Regions from separate parts of the Homo sapiens genome. Here region 2 is linked to region 1. Evidence: chromatin loops called from intact Hi-C (ENCODE). Cell type or tissue: mammary epithelial cell. All regions are shown on one strand.

Evidence for each region. Hi-C counts contacts between places; a loop is a spot of excess contacts. Peaks named below come from ENCODE experiments on the same cell type or tissue, not always from the same donor. Only the 100,000 strongest peaks of a DNase experiment are listed, where the experiment ranks them.
Region 2: a loop joins it to region 1, with 5 times the contacts of the local background. A loop is called at or near these places in 6 of 110 quality-filtered maps.

Annotation. Positions count from the first base shown.
Region 1 is chr7:130,238,759-130,246,758 of GRCh38, reverse strand. No RefSeq gene overlaps it. Among named protein-coding and RNA genes, the nearest start is that of CPA2, 24 kb to the left of the region's middle. In mammary epithelial cell, a CTCF peak has its summit at 4,026 (motif pointing left); DNase peaks (open chromatin) are centred at 3,098 and 4,378; H3K27ac peaks cover 1,857 bases.
Region 2 is chr7:130,360,175-130,368,174 of GRCh38, reverse strand. It overlaps CPA5 (carboxypeptidase A5), which reads right to left. Exons shown (of 13, transcript NM_080385.5): 7 at 6,931-7,032; 8 at 5,636-5,737; 9 at 5,181-5,291; 10 at 4,666-4,756; 11 at 604-803; 12 at 185-269. LOC105375504 (a long non-coding RNA gene) reads left to right here and starts at 1,048. Exons shown (of 2, transcript NR_133928.1): 1 at 1,048-1,345; 2 at 2,306-2,525. RefSeq lists a silencer at 2,068-2,117 and an enhancer at 2,188-2,689. In mammary epithelial cell, no CTCF peak of the experiment used is centred here; DNase peaks (open chromatin) are centred at 2,074 and 4,514; H3K27ac peaks cover 1,271 bases.

The DNA of each region.
Region 1 (8,000 bases):
CAAGTTCCTGCAAAGGACATGATCTCATTCTTTTTTCTGGCTGCATAGTATTCCATGGTGTATATGCACCACATTTTCTTTATCCAGTCTGCCACTGATGGGCATTTAGGTTGATTTTGTGTCTTTGCTATTGTGAATAGTGCTGCAATGAGCATGCAAATGCATGTCTTTATGATAAATGATTTCTATTCCTTTGGGTATATACCCAATAATGGGATTGCTGGGTTGAATGGTAGTTCTGTTTTTAGCTCTTTGAAGAATCGCCACAGTGCTTTCTACAATGGTCGAACTAATTTACACTCCCACCAACAATGTATAAGTGTTCCTTTTTCTCCACAACTTTGCCAGCATCTGTTATTTTTTGACTTTTTAGTAATAGCCATTCTGACTGGTGTGAGATGGTATCTCATTGTAGCTTTGATTTGCATTTCTCTAATGGTCAGTGATGCTGAGCTTTTTTTCATATGCTTGTTGCCTACATGTAGGTCCTCTTTTGAGAAGTGTCTGTTCATGTCCTTTGCCCACTTTTTAATGGGTTTTTTTTTCTTGTAAATTTGTATAAGTTCTTTATAGATGCCGGATATTAGACCTTTGTCAGATGCATAGTTTGCAAAATTTTTCTCCTATTCTGTAGGTTGTCTGTTTATTGATAGTTTCTTTTGCTGTGCAGGAGCTCTTTAATTTAATTAGATCCCATTGTCAATTTATTTCTTTTCTTTGTTAATCAATAAGGCTTCCAGTCAATGTCATTTTTTGTTTTTGTTGCAATTGCTTTTGGCATCTTCATCACGAAACCTTTGCCCGTTTCAACATCCAGAATGGTATTGACTAGGTTGTCTTCCAGAGTTCTTACAGTCTGGGATTTTACACTGAAGTCTTTAACCCGTCTTGAGTTGATTTTTGTATATGGTGTAAGGAAAGGGTCCAGTTTCAATCTTCTGCATATGGTTAGTCAGTTCTCCCAGCACCATTTATTAAATAGAGGGTCCTTTCCCCATTGCTTGTTTTTGTCAGCTTTGTCGAAGATTAGATGGCTGTAGGTATGTGGCCTTATTTCTGGGCTCTCTATTCTGTTCCATGGGTCTATGTATCTGTCTTTGTAAGTACCATGCTGTTTTGGTTACTGTAGACCTGTAGTATAAAGTCAGGTAGCATGATGCCTCCAGCTTTGTTCTCTTTGCTTAGGGTTGCCTTAGCTATTCAGGCTCTTTTTTGGTTCAATATGAATTTTAAAACAGTTTTTTGCTAATTCTGTGAAGAATGTCATCAGTAGTTTGACAGGAATAGCATTAAATCTATAAATTGCTTTGGGCAGTATGGCCATCTTAACAATGTTAATTCTTGCTATCCATGAACTTGGAATGTTTTTCCATTTGTTTGTGTCATCTCTGATTTCTTTGAGCTGTATTTTGTAGTTCTCATTGTAGAGATCTTTCACCTCCCTGGTTAGGTGTATTTCTAGGTATTTTATTCTTTCTGTGGCAATTGTGAATGGGATTGCATTCCTGATTGGCTCTCAGATTGACTGTTGTTGGTGTATAGGAATGCTACTGATTTTTTGTACATTGATTTTGTATCCCAAGACTTTGCTGAAGTTGTTTATCAGCTTAAGGAGCTTTTGAGCTGAGACCATGGGGTTTTCTAGACATAGGATCATGTCACCTGCAAACAGGGATATTTTGACTTACTCTCTTTCTATGTGGATGCCCATTATTTCTTTCTCTTGCCTGATTGCTCTGGCCAGGACTTCCAATACTATATTGAATAGGAGTGATGAGAGAGGTCATAGAGAAAAATCTACCAAGCAAACAGAAAACAGAAAAAAGCAGAGGTTGCAATCCTAACTTCAGACAAAACAGACTTTAAACCAGCAAAGATCAAAAAGACAAAGATGGGCATTACATATTGGTAAAGGGTTAAATTCAACAAGAAGACCTAACTCTCTTAAATATATATGCGCCCAACATAGGAGCACCCAGATTCATAAAGTAAGTTCTTAGAGACCTTCAAAGAGACTTAGACTCCCACACAATAATAGCGGGGAATTTTAACACTCCACTGACAGTATTGGATCACCCAGGCAAAAAATTAACAGAGATATTCAGAACCTAAACTCAGCACAGGATCAAACAGACCTGATAGACATCTACGGAACTCTCTACCCCAAAAACAACAGAATATACATTCTTCTCATTGCCACATGGCACATACTCTAAATTCAATTACATAATCAGATGTAAAAGACTCCTCAGCAAATACAAAGGAACTGAAATCATAACAACCACTCTCTCAGACCACAGTGCAATTAAAATAGAATTCAAGACTAAGAAAATAGCTTAAAATTACACAATTGCATGGAAATTGAATAATCTGCTCCTGAATGATTTTTGGGTAAATAATGAAATTAAGCAGAAATCTAGAAGTTCTTTGAAACTAATGAGACCAAAGATACAACACACCAGAATCTCTGGGACACAGCTAAGGCAATGTTAAGAGGAAAATGTATAGCACTAAATGCCCACATCAAAAAGTTAGAAAGATCTCAGTTTAACAACCTAACATCACAACTAAAAGAACTAGAGAACCAAGAGTAAATCAACCCCAAAGCTAGCAGAAGACAACAAATAACCAAAATCAAAGCTAAGCTGAAGGATATTGAGACTTGAAAAACCAAAAAAGATCCAAATAAAAGAAATTAGAAAAGGCAAAGGGGATATTACCACCGACGCCACAGAAATACAAACAACAATCAGAGAATATTATGAACACCTCTGTGTACACAAACTAGAAAATCTAGAAGAAATAGATAAATTCCTGGACACATACACCCTCCCAAGACCGAACCAGGAAGAAATTGGATCCCTGAACAGACCAATAACTAGCTCTGAAATTGAATCAGTGATAAATAGACTACCAACCAAAAAAAGCCCAGGACCAGATGGATTCACAGCCAGATTCTACCAGATGTACAAAGAAGAGCTGGTCCATTCCTACTGAAATTATTCCAAAAAATTGAGGAGGAGGGACTCCTCCCTAATTCATTCTATGAGGCCAGCATCATACTGAAACCAAAACTTGGCAGAGAAACAACAAAAAACGAAACTTCAGGCCAGATGAACATCAATGCAAAAATCCTCAACAAAATACTGGCAAACCAAATCCAGCAACACACCAAAAAGCTTATCCACTACAATCAAGCAGGCTTTATCCCTGGGATGCAAGGTTAGTTTAACATATGCAAATCAGAAAATGTGATTCATTACATAAACAGAACTTAAAGACAAAAATTATATGGTCATCTCAATAGATGCAGAAAAGGCTTTTGATAAAATTCAGCACCCCTTCATATTAAAAACTCTCAATAAGCTAGGTATTAAAGGCACATATCTCAAATAATAAGAGTCATCTATGATAAACCTACAGCCAACATTATATACTGAATGGGCAAAAGCTAGACGCATTCCCCTTGAAACCCAGAATTAGACAAAAAAAATTTTAAGGAGCTTATAAAACAAAACATGTATTCAAAATGATTATTATTTTGGAAGGAAATACACCAAAAAGTTAACTCAGGGATTTGGCTATACAAATTGCTAAAAATTCTGTGTGGTAAACAGCAATTTTAATTTTCTTTTTTTATTATTTAAAAAAAATAGAGATGGGGTCTCACTATGTTGCTCAGGCTTGTTTCAAACTCCCGGCCTCAAATGATTCTTCTGCCTTAGCCTCCCAAAGTGTTGGGATTACAGGCATGAGCCACCACACTTGGCCAATTTTCTTCATTTTGTTTATAATTTAAGTAGAAAGAAAGTAAAGGTCAAATCTCCTACTGAAGTGATAAGGGAAACCACAGATTCACAGCATATTTTCTTATACATTGATTCCATCCTGGCTTGGCTTTCTAGCCTGGCTTTCCTTTTGATCTATGAGTTTGTGATTTGGGTTCACCCTAACAGTCCATTTTCCCACTCATCCATCATCTTTTGGGTTCCCCGGAGCCAACCACCCTGGTGGCTCTCTGCTGCCCCCTCCTGCCCCCAGCAGACAACCACTGTGTCAGTCCCCTGGTCCCAAGGTACACCGGGTTCCCGCCTTGTACCAAAGACAATCTTGAGTCTAAAATTCCATCATACAAATTCTTTTTTATATTAAGTCAGTTGGGAAGAACAAATAGATTCCACAAATAATTTGCTGTCTGCAACACCAAAATCCCTCCACGTATATTAACTATTTGTCCTGCTCAGGAGGAGGTAAATAGGGCCATCCATGGCCATGTTGTGAAGGTGTGTCTTTTCACCCTTAATCAGTGTGCTGCTCATGATGATCTCAGTCCCAGATCTATGAATGAGTTCTTCATTTATGGCGTTCCTACTGTGTAACAGGCACTGTTAAGTCATAGAGCCCTGAAGATGAGTAAGAGATTGTATCTGCCTGGAGCTCAATGTCTAGACCACAGCTGTACAGTGGAATGTTCTATATCTACACTCCCCAATGCTGTAGCCACCAGCCACTTGTGGCTATGGAGTACCTGAAATGTGCAAGTGTGACTGGTCACACTAGTGACGTTTTAAATTAATTTTAACTTACATTTAAAAACTGAAGCAGAGTGAAATATTTTTCCTTTAAATGCATACATACCTTATTGTTTTGGTAGGACAACATTTTAACTGTTGAAAATTTAGCACTCAAATTGAAATATGCTGTAAGTAGAACACACACCAGATTTAAAAGACTTAGTGTGGAAATTAGAATGTAAAATATCTCATTAATAATTTTTATATCCATTACATGTTCACATGATAATATTTTGGATATATTGGGTTAATAAAATATAGTATTAAAATTAATTGCACCTGCTCTTTTTAAAATGTAGTTACTAGAAAATTTAAAGTTACATATGTAGCTTGCAATAAATTTCTATTGGAGAGCATTGGTCTAGAGGGAAAAAAATGATATCTGCACAGTCTACTTGTATCATAATAGGTTCCTGGAAATGCATAGGAAAGCCTAATGCATAAAAATTAAACAATAGGGCCGGGCGCAGTGGCTCACACCTGTAATCCCAGCACTTTGGGAGGCCGAGGCCAGTGGATCACCTTAGGTCAGGAGTTTAAGACCAGCATGGCCAACATGGCGAAACCCCATCCCTACTAAAAATACAAAAATCAGCCGGGTGCAGTGGCGCATGCCTGTAATCCCAGCTACTCGGGAGGCTGAGGCAAGAGAATCACTTGAACCCAGAAGGCGGAGGTTGCGGTGAGCCAAGATCAAGCCACCACACTCCAGCCTGGGCTACAGAGCGAGACTCCATCTCAAAAAAATAAATAAATAAAAATAAACAATAGACTTACCTGATATAACAGGGTGAGGTAGTTGCTTCTCAAGAGCTAGACAAAAATCATAAAATTCCCAGTTTCAACCAGCATTAAATAATAACCTTTTATCTCAACTGTAAAAGTAATTCACGTGGCATATTGACAATTACAATATTATAGACATTACTAAGAAAGTTAAAATATTCCTAGAGATAATTAACAGTTTGATCTATATAAAGGCATATTGTTGTTATTGGTTACTTTTTTTTTCTTTCTTTTTTTTTTTTTTTTTTGAGACAGAGTCTTGCTCTGTCGCCAGGCTGGAGGGCAGTGGCACGATCTCAGCTCACTGCAACCTCCACCTCCCTGGTTCAAGTGATTCTCCTGACTCAGCCTCCTGAGTAGCTGGGATTACAGGCGCCCACCATCACACCCAGCTAATTTTTGTATTTTTAGTAAAGATGGGGTTTTACCATGTTGGTTATTTTTCTCTGTGTGGGATTACACTGTATTTTGGGGAGAGCTCAATTGTATTCCACTATGTGAGTATACTGTATTTAACCAATCCCTTATTTACTGCACTCAATTTTTCACTATTTCAAAGTATCTTAAAAAGAATATTCATGTATATGCTGTTAAATAAAATTTGTGGGAGGTCCTTGTTTTGGACTGAGCTCCTGCCCTAGGCCCCAACAGACCAGACCAAACCAGAATGGCGTCACTCATGCTAGGTGCCACATAATCAAACTAAATTTAGAAACCAGCTGGTTTTCCAAAGAACAAGAGATTCACAGCATTTAATCCAAAGGGGCCAGTCAACCTGAGTTGGCATGATATGAAAATCCCCTCTGCTTTAACCCTATAAGGAAAGTAACTTTGAAATGATCAATGCACTTTTTCCTCCTTGTTTTTGCTCTTTTCAGCCTTTTTCTGCCTACATAACCAACCCTCTCTGCTTGGCTCTCACCAAAGCACCTTTCTGTTTCATAGATGAGATGCTGCCCAATTCATAAATCACTAATAAAAGCCGATCAGATTTTTAAAGCTCTATTTGGTGAAATATTGTTCCTTGACAGTACCTTTGTGTGCTTTTATTTTTTTCTGCTTCTAAAATAATATTTTCATAGTAAAACCATTCAAACATCACTGAAAAATATAACCCCCCAAAAAATGATTATTGTCCCCCTCTCCTGTCTCAATCTGTACCTCTGATGATAGCAGTTGGGGCTGGGCACGGTGGCTCACACCTGCAATCCCAGCACTTTGGGAGGCCTAGGTTAGTGGATCACCTGAGGTCAGGAGTTCGAGACCAGCCTAACCAATATGGTGAAACCCTGTCTCTACTAAAAATACAAAAATTAGCCTGGCGTGGTGGCGTGCGCCTGTAGTCCCAGCTACTCAAGAGACTGAGACAGAATTTCTTGAACACAGGAGGTGGAGGTTGCAGTGAGCCCAGATCGTGCCACTGCACTCCAGCCTGGGCGACAGAGTGAGACTTCATCTCTAAATAGATAGATAGATGATAGATAGATAGAGAGATAGATAGATAGATAGATAGGTAGATAGATAGATAAATAGCAGTTGGAAGTATATTTCACCAGAATTTTTTTCTGTGTATATATTAACCAGCTTATCCTTTTAAAATAGACTATACATATGGTCCAATTTACTTTTTAACTTAAAAATATTTGGACACCTTTCCATGTCAATACATATACTTAGGCTACCAATAAATTATCATCAATAAGAAACCAGTTAAATTATGTTATAGCTGTACAATGGTACTATGCAGCCATTAAAAAGAAACGCGATAGATCTTTTTTACTTTTGTTTTTAGAGACAGGGCTTCACTCTGTTATCCAGGCTGGAATGCAGTGATGTTGATCATAACTCACTGCAGCCTCCAACTCCTGGGCTCAAGTGATCCTCCTGCCTCAGCCTCCCAAATACTTGGGACTACAGGCGTGCATCATCACACCCAGCTAATTTTTGTATTTTTTGTAGAGATGGGGTATTGCCATGTTACCCAGGCTAGTCTCAAACTCCTGGACTCAACCAATCCTCCTGCCTTGGCCTCCCAAAAAAGTGCTGGAATTACAGGCATCAACCACAATGCCCAGCTGAGATAGATCTTTATGAACTAACATTGAATGATGTATAAAATATATTTGTAAGGAAAAAAAGGCAAGCTGTTGAATAGTGTATGTTACAGTTTAACTTTTGTAGAAGAAAAAATATTTATCCAGTTATCCTTGGATCTCAAATCTATTTCTAAATTGAGACACCAAGAGATAAAGTTTGAGAACTGAATTCAGATAGTGAAGGATATTAGTTTTTGCAATGTATTCAGCTTATACGTTTTAAATAGCACATAGTGAGCATTTGGATGAGGATAAATTGTATCTCAAAATATTTATCTGAATCTAGTTATAAGATTTGGAAAGCTTAAATTCATATTACTGCATGTATTTATGTACAAAAATGGTCCGGAAATAATATGCATTAAACTGTTAGTAGTAATTATATTTGGGGGTGGAATTTTCTTTCTAATTTAACATAACCATTTTATTTGAATTTCTTACAATGCACATGGGTGCTTCTAATCAGAAAACAACATAACACAAATGTCAGTTTTGAAAAACAGACTCAGAATCTGGAAACCTAAGCACAGACAATACTATAGTG
Region 2 (8,000 bases), 120 kb before region 1:
AAGCCAGGCACTGGGAGCTGTGCACAAAAGCTGCCAAGAAACAGCTCCCTGGGTACCACTGTTCACCCTTCTATCCAGTGTGGGAGGCAGCTTTGGGCCAGCACAGCTAGATCCTTGGCACTGCCCTGCAGCCAGCCCCAGGTAGATGTGGTGTCTGAAGCAGGGCCAGGGGAGGCTCACTCACAGAGGGTGGTGCTGATGCTGCCAAAAATGTACTCGATCCCATGGACCTTATACAAGGCCTCCACCGCATCCTTGGCAAGATCGTACTGCAAGATGACATTGGCGGGGTGAAAGGCAGGGGCTCCCCGGGGCTCCCACACACTCCCCCACCCTCACCAGCTGGTGAGAAGCATGGATTTAGCAGTCCTGGAAGTTGAAGGTGGAGATGGCCCTTGTGAGAAGGGAGCACAGCATTTCCAGCTTTGAACTTGATCACACGTGAGAACAGCAAGCTCCCCCTACCCCACCCCCGCACCATGGGGTCAATCAGCCCAGACCCCTGCATTCAGAGTAACAACCTGAGCCCTCTGGGAGTATGACAGATATGGATTTTCCTGTGAAGCGGTCTCTTCTCCCCAGGCCCTAAGCAGCCAGTCTCACCAACTCCCTCTGATTTGAAACGGGCTCCAGCAATCGGCCGTAAGGGTACATAAGCATCTGAGAGTAGCTGTGGATGGAGATCAGAGCCTTGAAGTTGCCATGGGCTGTGATGAAGTTCACTATGGCAGCCACCTCCGGCTCCGACTGAGGGGAGGGCCCGTGATAAGTTTCTGAGCAGGGGTTGCTGTTAGAACCATTTCCTGGAAGTAAAATAAAGCCACCCAAAGAGTCAAATCCCCACGTGCGACACAGACGGTGCTCACAAAATACCTGTGTGTTCCCCTACATTTCCCAGCCTCCTTTGCAGTATGACTGAGGTCATGTGACTACTTTGACCAATGGAAAGGTGAGCAGAAATGACACGGCACTTCTGGGTTGAGATTGTTAAGAGCAAGTGTGACTTCTCCATGCTCTTTTCTGTCTGTGTGGCTGGAAGCAAAAAAAAAAAATTCTAGATAGAAACAGCCTCCTGGATCCCTCTCTCACTGCGGAAGAAAGCCGCCAAGGAGAGTCACCTGTTCATGTTGGACTTTGTGTGCATGAAAAACAAACTTTCATTGTGTTAAACCACTGAGATTGGGATGGATATTTGTTACTGCTGCATCCTCTAATCTAATATGTCAGAGGACTGCAGCCGCACCATACCCTGCAGTTCTGAAGCCCTGCAGGGAGCCCCCTCGGCTTGTCCTGTGGTCCCTTTAGGAAGGTGGGCCTGGCTCAGAAGTTGCATCCAGAGGAAACTGTAAGTCTCTGCCCCAACCCTGGCTTCCCCTAGTGAGCAGCAAATGCCTTTAGGCTGACCGTTCCTGGGTGTGCCATCAGTTGAGGGCTCAGACTCGGTGTCAGCTGAAGCTTTGCCACAGCCATGGCCCCAGGTGCGCCATGAACTTGGGGTCTGGGGATATGGGAAACCAATACGGGAGAATAGTTCCCCATAGTTGCCTGAGGCTGTTCTGGGAGCCAGAGGTGCAAAGAAGTCTTTGAAAATTCTTCTTGGGGACTTAAGATGAGGGAGAGAACAAAGAGGAGCAGGGCTTTTATTCTTTTCCCAAGTTTCATTTGTTTCCATTTCCCCCTGGACTCTTTGCCTTCGCCCCATCTCTGTCTTCCTCTTCTGCTCCTCCTCTGCTTTTCCCTTATTCCTGAGGGGAGGGTTGGGCTGTGCTGAGCTGGTCAAGACTTTGTAGGCTAAGGACACACTTGGAAGGAGTCATCCCAGTTTCTCCTCTCTCTCCTCTTCCCTGGAATGTTGGCACCGTCCAGAGATCAGGGATCGCCTCAACTTCTGAAGTCTCCTGAGGAGGCCACAGCATTCCTCTTGACTCCTGGGGCTGGGGGCTGGCCCATGGACCACTTCAGATGATGCTCTAGGAATGCAGCACACAGGTCCTCCCCAAGAATGCACAGGAGGCCAGGCACGGGTGGGAGGGATGGTCTACAGGTTACTCATTACACAGCCATTCAATTAAGGCAATAACAAAACCATAAACAAAATCATCCAGCCTGAGTCACCAACCCAGACACACACTCTTGCTGGCCCCAGGGAGGCCCAGGGAGCGCGCCCCTTCTCGGTTTGGTGGTCCTCACCTGGGATGGGGACCCTGGTTAGAAGGGGATGTGCCGGCAGAGCTAGGGGGTGAAAGGCAGCCCCCAGGCTGGAATCAGCCCATCTAACAGTGGCCTTGTTTGTTATGTCTGCCAGGAGCTCCTGCACCTGCTCCACTTGATGAATGACAAACAGCAACAGATGCGCAGAGCGGGGGGAGGTTGAAGGCTTTGTCTGCCTTTGCGGCCCACGCACAGAAAGCGGTTCCCCTGCCAACGACCAGGTGGCTTTGCCCAAATATGGAGAAACACTTTAGGCCATTAGTTCTGGTTTGAGCTAAGCAGAATAAACTAATCTTCCCCTGGCCAAATGGGAATTGGCTGCCTGCATCTCTGACGTTCACAGTCAAGGTCCTCTGAGTCCGCCTGTTTCACAAGTACCTGCTAATGGATTCATTAGCTATTTATTTTTCCTTCTCTAAAAATGTAATTTGTAGCAAGGGGAAATCTCTGGAAGGACATGGTAAATTATTAAAAGCAGTGATCTTTGAGTGGTGGGATTATGGGAGCTTTTTGCCCCCTCTGGGCTTTTTTCCATAATTGTTTTGTACACTGTGTGTATATGGATATTTTTTTTCCTGTGGTGAGACCCACAGAAGTTATTTTCTTTAAGAGGTAATTTATCTTTCTACTAGCCAGCCTATCTTGGGATCCATGGGTACTCACTCCAGTCAGTGCTGAGGGGCCACATGGATGCCCCCCCTGAGGCAAGCGTCTGTTCATTTGGAGGTGGAAATGCCTAATTTTGCATGGTCTTGTTCCATTACACAAGCAGTTACAACCCCCACGCTAGGGCCAGGGACCTCACTCTCAGTGCTTTGGGGCCATCCTTATTTTTCAGTGAGAACAGACCCCAAGAAGCCAGATTTTAAAAGCAATGGGCATCCAGATCTAAAATGTTCTATCTCATTGGTTGGGACACCAGCCTATAGGTCTGATTATCAACAGCAATGACACCGTCCCCTGTGGAGCCAAACCCTGAGCCCCCGGTGAAGTGCAGATGCCATGTCTGGGGGCCGAGGGCTGTGTCTGTTCTGGAATCTCTGTCATGACTGGACCCATCAAATTGTCCTGCCCATCAAATTGCTGTATTTCCAGGGTCCATGGACCTGTCTCTGAGCTTTCTGGAGGCCTCAATTTCCCAATCCCTGTGCCCCTTGCATGGTTAGGGAGATAATCAGGGAAGAACACCAAGGAACTCAGGAGAAAGCTGCCCCCTCCCCCTCACTGGGATCAGCCAGCTCTGCAGGTATGCACCAGGGTCATAAAGTAATGGGTCAAAAATAAAAATCAGGCTCAAGCCAGCCTTGTTGATAAAGAATTGGCTCAAGGCCAGGTGTGGTGGCTTATGCCTGTAATCCCAGCACTTTGGGTGGCCGAGGCGGCTGATTGACTTGAGCCCAAAAGTTCAAGATCAGCTGAGGGAACATGGTGAAACCACGTCTCTACAAAATTTTTTAAAAATACAAAAATTGGCTGGGCGCAGTGGCTCATGCCTGTAATTCCAGCATTTTGGGAGGCCGAGGTGAGTGGATCACCTGAAGTCAGGAGTTTGAGACCAGCCTGACCAATATGGGGAAATTCCATCTCTACTAAAAATACAAAAATTAGCCCAGCGTGGTGGTGGGCACCTGCAATCCCAGCTACTCAGGAGGCTGAGACAGGAGAATCATTTGAACCCAGGAGGCAGACATTGCAGTGAGCCAAGATCACGCCACTGCACTCCAGCCTGGGCAATGGAGCAAGACTCAGTCTCAAAACAAAAACAAAAATTAGCTGGGTGTGGTGGTGTGCACCTATGGTCCCGGCTACTTGGGAGGCTGAGGTGGGAGGATCACCTGAGCCCAGGAGGTCAAGGCTGCAGTGAGCCATGATCACACCACTGCACTCCAGCCTGGGTGACAGAGTGAGACCTTGTCTCAAAAAAAAGAAAACAAGAAAAAAAAGTGGTTAATTCTATTGGACACTTGAAACTATTGCCCTGGCCTCCCCAGAGGGCAGATTTCAGGTCCTAGCTCTCGGGGAAAGAGTTCAGAGGCATTTCTTCATGTTGTGCTCCCTTCAGGGCAGGGCTAGGGATATTTTAGGAGCACCATAAACTCTGGATTTTGAACAACAAGCAAGGCTACTTTGTACCTCCTTTAAGTCTTTCTCTGTCATATTTAGGATTTGACTCATGCAGTTAGTCCTCATTTCAGGAGCTGGGGCTCCCCTAACTGTTTCCCGTGAAGGTTTGGCACATGTGTACACTCAACACACACACACACAACCTCTCCCGTACCCACAGCCAGTCTGAGGTATGTGCTTGCCTGTCCCTGGCCGTGACTCATGCATATTAGCTGACTACATTGTCCCATGCCTCCCAAGTTGAGTCAACATAATCTGACTGAGTGGGAGAACCTGCCATGGGCCAACACCTCTTCTCCAACCCTGCCCCAGGACAGCAGGTTGCCATACCTCCAAAACCCGACTTCCAGTTCCTGTTGAGATCCACGCCGATGCAGAAGATTCCAGGTCTGATGGACTTGTTCTTCCGCCATAAGCGGTTCTGGGAAAGCCCAGGACAGGTGACCTCATTCACTGGGCCCATTCCCAGGGATGGGAGCCTCTGATATCCTGGCCTATGGGGGTAGGGGACCCTAGTGGGGCAGGGAGGAGCAAAGGGAAGGAATTGCCAGGACAGGATGGGGCTGGCATGGGGCTGGGCCAAAGATGCAGCTCAGATACTGTGCAGTTGAAGTCAGGGTCTAGGGAGAGGCCTGGGCACAGGCTGCCAATAGAGGCCTTCCCTGGGCAGCAAGAAAGAGGTCAGAGGGCAAGAGGCTGCAGGTGCAGTACCTGAGCAGCCCTCCTGCCCTTGGTGAGGGCTTCTGCAAAGAGGCTCTGAAGGGGCTGGTTCCCAAAGCACAGTGACCTTTTCTCCATCCCCCTAGAGCTGACCCCCTCCTTCCATCCTTCCCAGGTTCCCTCACCATGCTGTGGGTAAAAGCAAACCCATCAGGGTTTGTGACGAGCTCTATGAAGATGTCCATGGCATTCAGTATGTCTGTCAGGACACGGTCTTTGCCATAATCACTGACAATCTGCAAGAAAGAGTGAGGAGGGATGGGAGGCCCTACTGGGTCTCCTGGGAGGTGGCACAGGACATTTTCACAGCCAGTGGCTGCAGGAAGGGATGGCATGAAACCCCTGAGGTATATCTTTTATGCAGAACCAAAGGCTTGGATTTTAAACAACTAGAAGGCAGGGGATCAATGTGGGCTCCGTGCTGCAAAAGGTAAGAGTGCACGGTGGCTGCTCCAAAGGGCGGGATGGAGACAGCACCCTGAGTGTAACTGTTGAACTGAAGGTGCCCTTAAATAGTAAGTTCCTGCCCCCAGTTGCAGCCCCCATCGTGGGTGCACCTTGGCTACAGGTCCATGCTGACCTTATTGGCAGTCCAGATGCCGGTGGCATGGGTGATCCACTCCCGGGAGTGAATTCCAGTGTCAATCCAGATGGCTGGGTGCCGAGAACCTCCAGTGCTGAACTGAGAAAAAGAATCGGGCCCCAAACCGAGGTTTGAACTCAGACAGCTACTGTCTCTGGGCTACCTGGAAGGAGGTCCCTGAGGCATCCTCAGTGCCTGGGGCAGCTTTAAGCACTGGGTAAGAGGGTGTGTGTGCAGGTACCTGTCCATGTGCCCAAAAGTGCACACGTGTGAGGGCCTTTGAAAATATGGTGGTGCCATTGGCGAGCAAAGTGATCCATCCAGAAGCACAGAATTTCCCAGGATTGAAAGTATCTTAAGACCAGGGTTTCTCAAACTCTAATGGGCACATGAGTCTCCTGGGGATCTTATTCCAGTGCAGATTCTGACTTAGTAGGTCTGGGGAGGGGTCTGAGGTTTGGCATTTCTAATAAGCTCCCAGGTGATGTTGATGCTGCCATGCAGGGGCCGTGCTTTGAATAGCAAGGCTTCAGACAACATTAGAGAGAGAAGACCATGGCCCCTGGAGAAATGGAAGCAGGGACAGGTTAAGTCAAATCCCAAGTTAGGTGGGTCCACTTGGCTGCTCGGAGGAGCCCATCAGAGAATCGTTGAGAGCAGCAGCAGGCACCTGCCCTTCCTGACAGCTGATGCTAAACGCCCCGCAGGGTCCACACTCCCGGGTGCCCTTTTGGGCGCAAACTAAGAATTGCTTTCTGATGGGCTCTGCATTCACATCTCCTACTTCCTTCATGACCCAAGGAACTGCAGGGTCCTGAGTTGCTTGAATTCTGTTCCAGTGGCTCCTGTGAAGGGCTGGGAGGCTTCTCTATAGACTCAGGCATGTCTGTAGGGCTGTCTAAGCCAGATGACCTCATTAGCAAATGGGCCTTCTGTGTACCTCTCTTCCCATTGAACAGATGAAGCAACTGAGGTAATAGAACGCCAGCTCACCCACACTCACACCCCAAGTCCAGGGTGACAACTGCCAATCTGCAGCCCCAACTCCTTAGCCATCCTCCCACCTACTTCCTGACCAAGGACAGGCTAGGTCACCACACTGTCACCTCTTCATACTACAAGGGTGGATCTCTGAATGCCACAACCCCAAAGTTTATGGGTCACCTGGGGACAGGAGTAGACAAATTGTCCTTCTCCGCAAAACTCCCGCCCAGCCACTACCCCATATGAGATCAATCTTATGCCAGAGGCCCTCAAGGTAGAGTCTACAGGTTGACATTGTGGGCTTTTACCTTCAGGACAAGAATGGACTGGTTTTCAAAGCTGTTGCCAATCTGAATTTTTGAGACAATATCGGAATGCTCCATTACAAAGTTGTCAATCCAGCTATATATCTGAAAGGAAAGAAGTGTGTAAGATTGGCAGTTAAGCAGGAAGAGGGATGAACACTGGGGCCTCTCTGAATGTTCTCCCTGTCCCTTCCCACTCTCTTCAATGCTTTGGGTATTTAGACCCTCGAGGGTCTAAAAGAACCCAGATAAAGAATTGCAAAAATAGAGCACTCCCTCAGAGCTAAAGGAAGTGAGTTGTGATCTTGCTGGATTCCCAGGCTCCTTGCTCTGTGCAGAGCTATGCCTTTGCCTGGAAGAACAGTGTGTGCTGAGCCTGCTCAAATCCCCAGGCTTGACCCACATGGCTCTCTCTGGTTAGAAATTCTCTCTTGTCTCCATTCTTTGGCCCATTCAATCCGTTTGACAGATCTGACAGGCTTTGTAGTGTTGTTTTTATCTTCTCGCTCCTTTTAGACTGTAAGCCCCTTGAAGGCAGGGTTCTTGTTTTATTTATCTTTGGCATCAATAAATAGTGACAGACTGTATTATTTCATTCTCTTGTTCTTTCAATACATGTAATTGAATTAACAAATATATGAAAGAAAATGGATGCTCTATTGCATGACTTGTGAAGTGGGAAAAGCGATGATGATAATAGATGGATGGTATCAAGAAGGTCATGTCCTTTGACACGCAAAATGAGACGTGTGCCTTGAGTTCCTTTCTGGAGTGGGCATCCCTGCACCCTCTGTGTACATTCTCCTTTATAAACAAGTCACTTACCCTGGCTGGCTCTAACTGTGGTCATGAACTTTCTCCAAGTGAAGGCACCTCCCTTTTATTCTACAAACATGGCTGTCCAATGTGCCTGGCTTCCTGCCCCTCATATTATATACCCCAGCACCCATGGCTGGGGCCACTGAACACAAGGACTGGTCACGGGCTGAGAGCCCTAGGTCCCTAGCTGGAGGATTGGATATGTGTAAGAGTTAAAGAAAGAGGAAAGAAACACAAAATGTGGCTTCACAGTC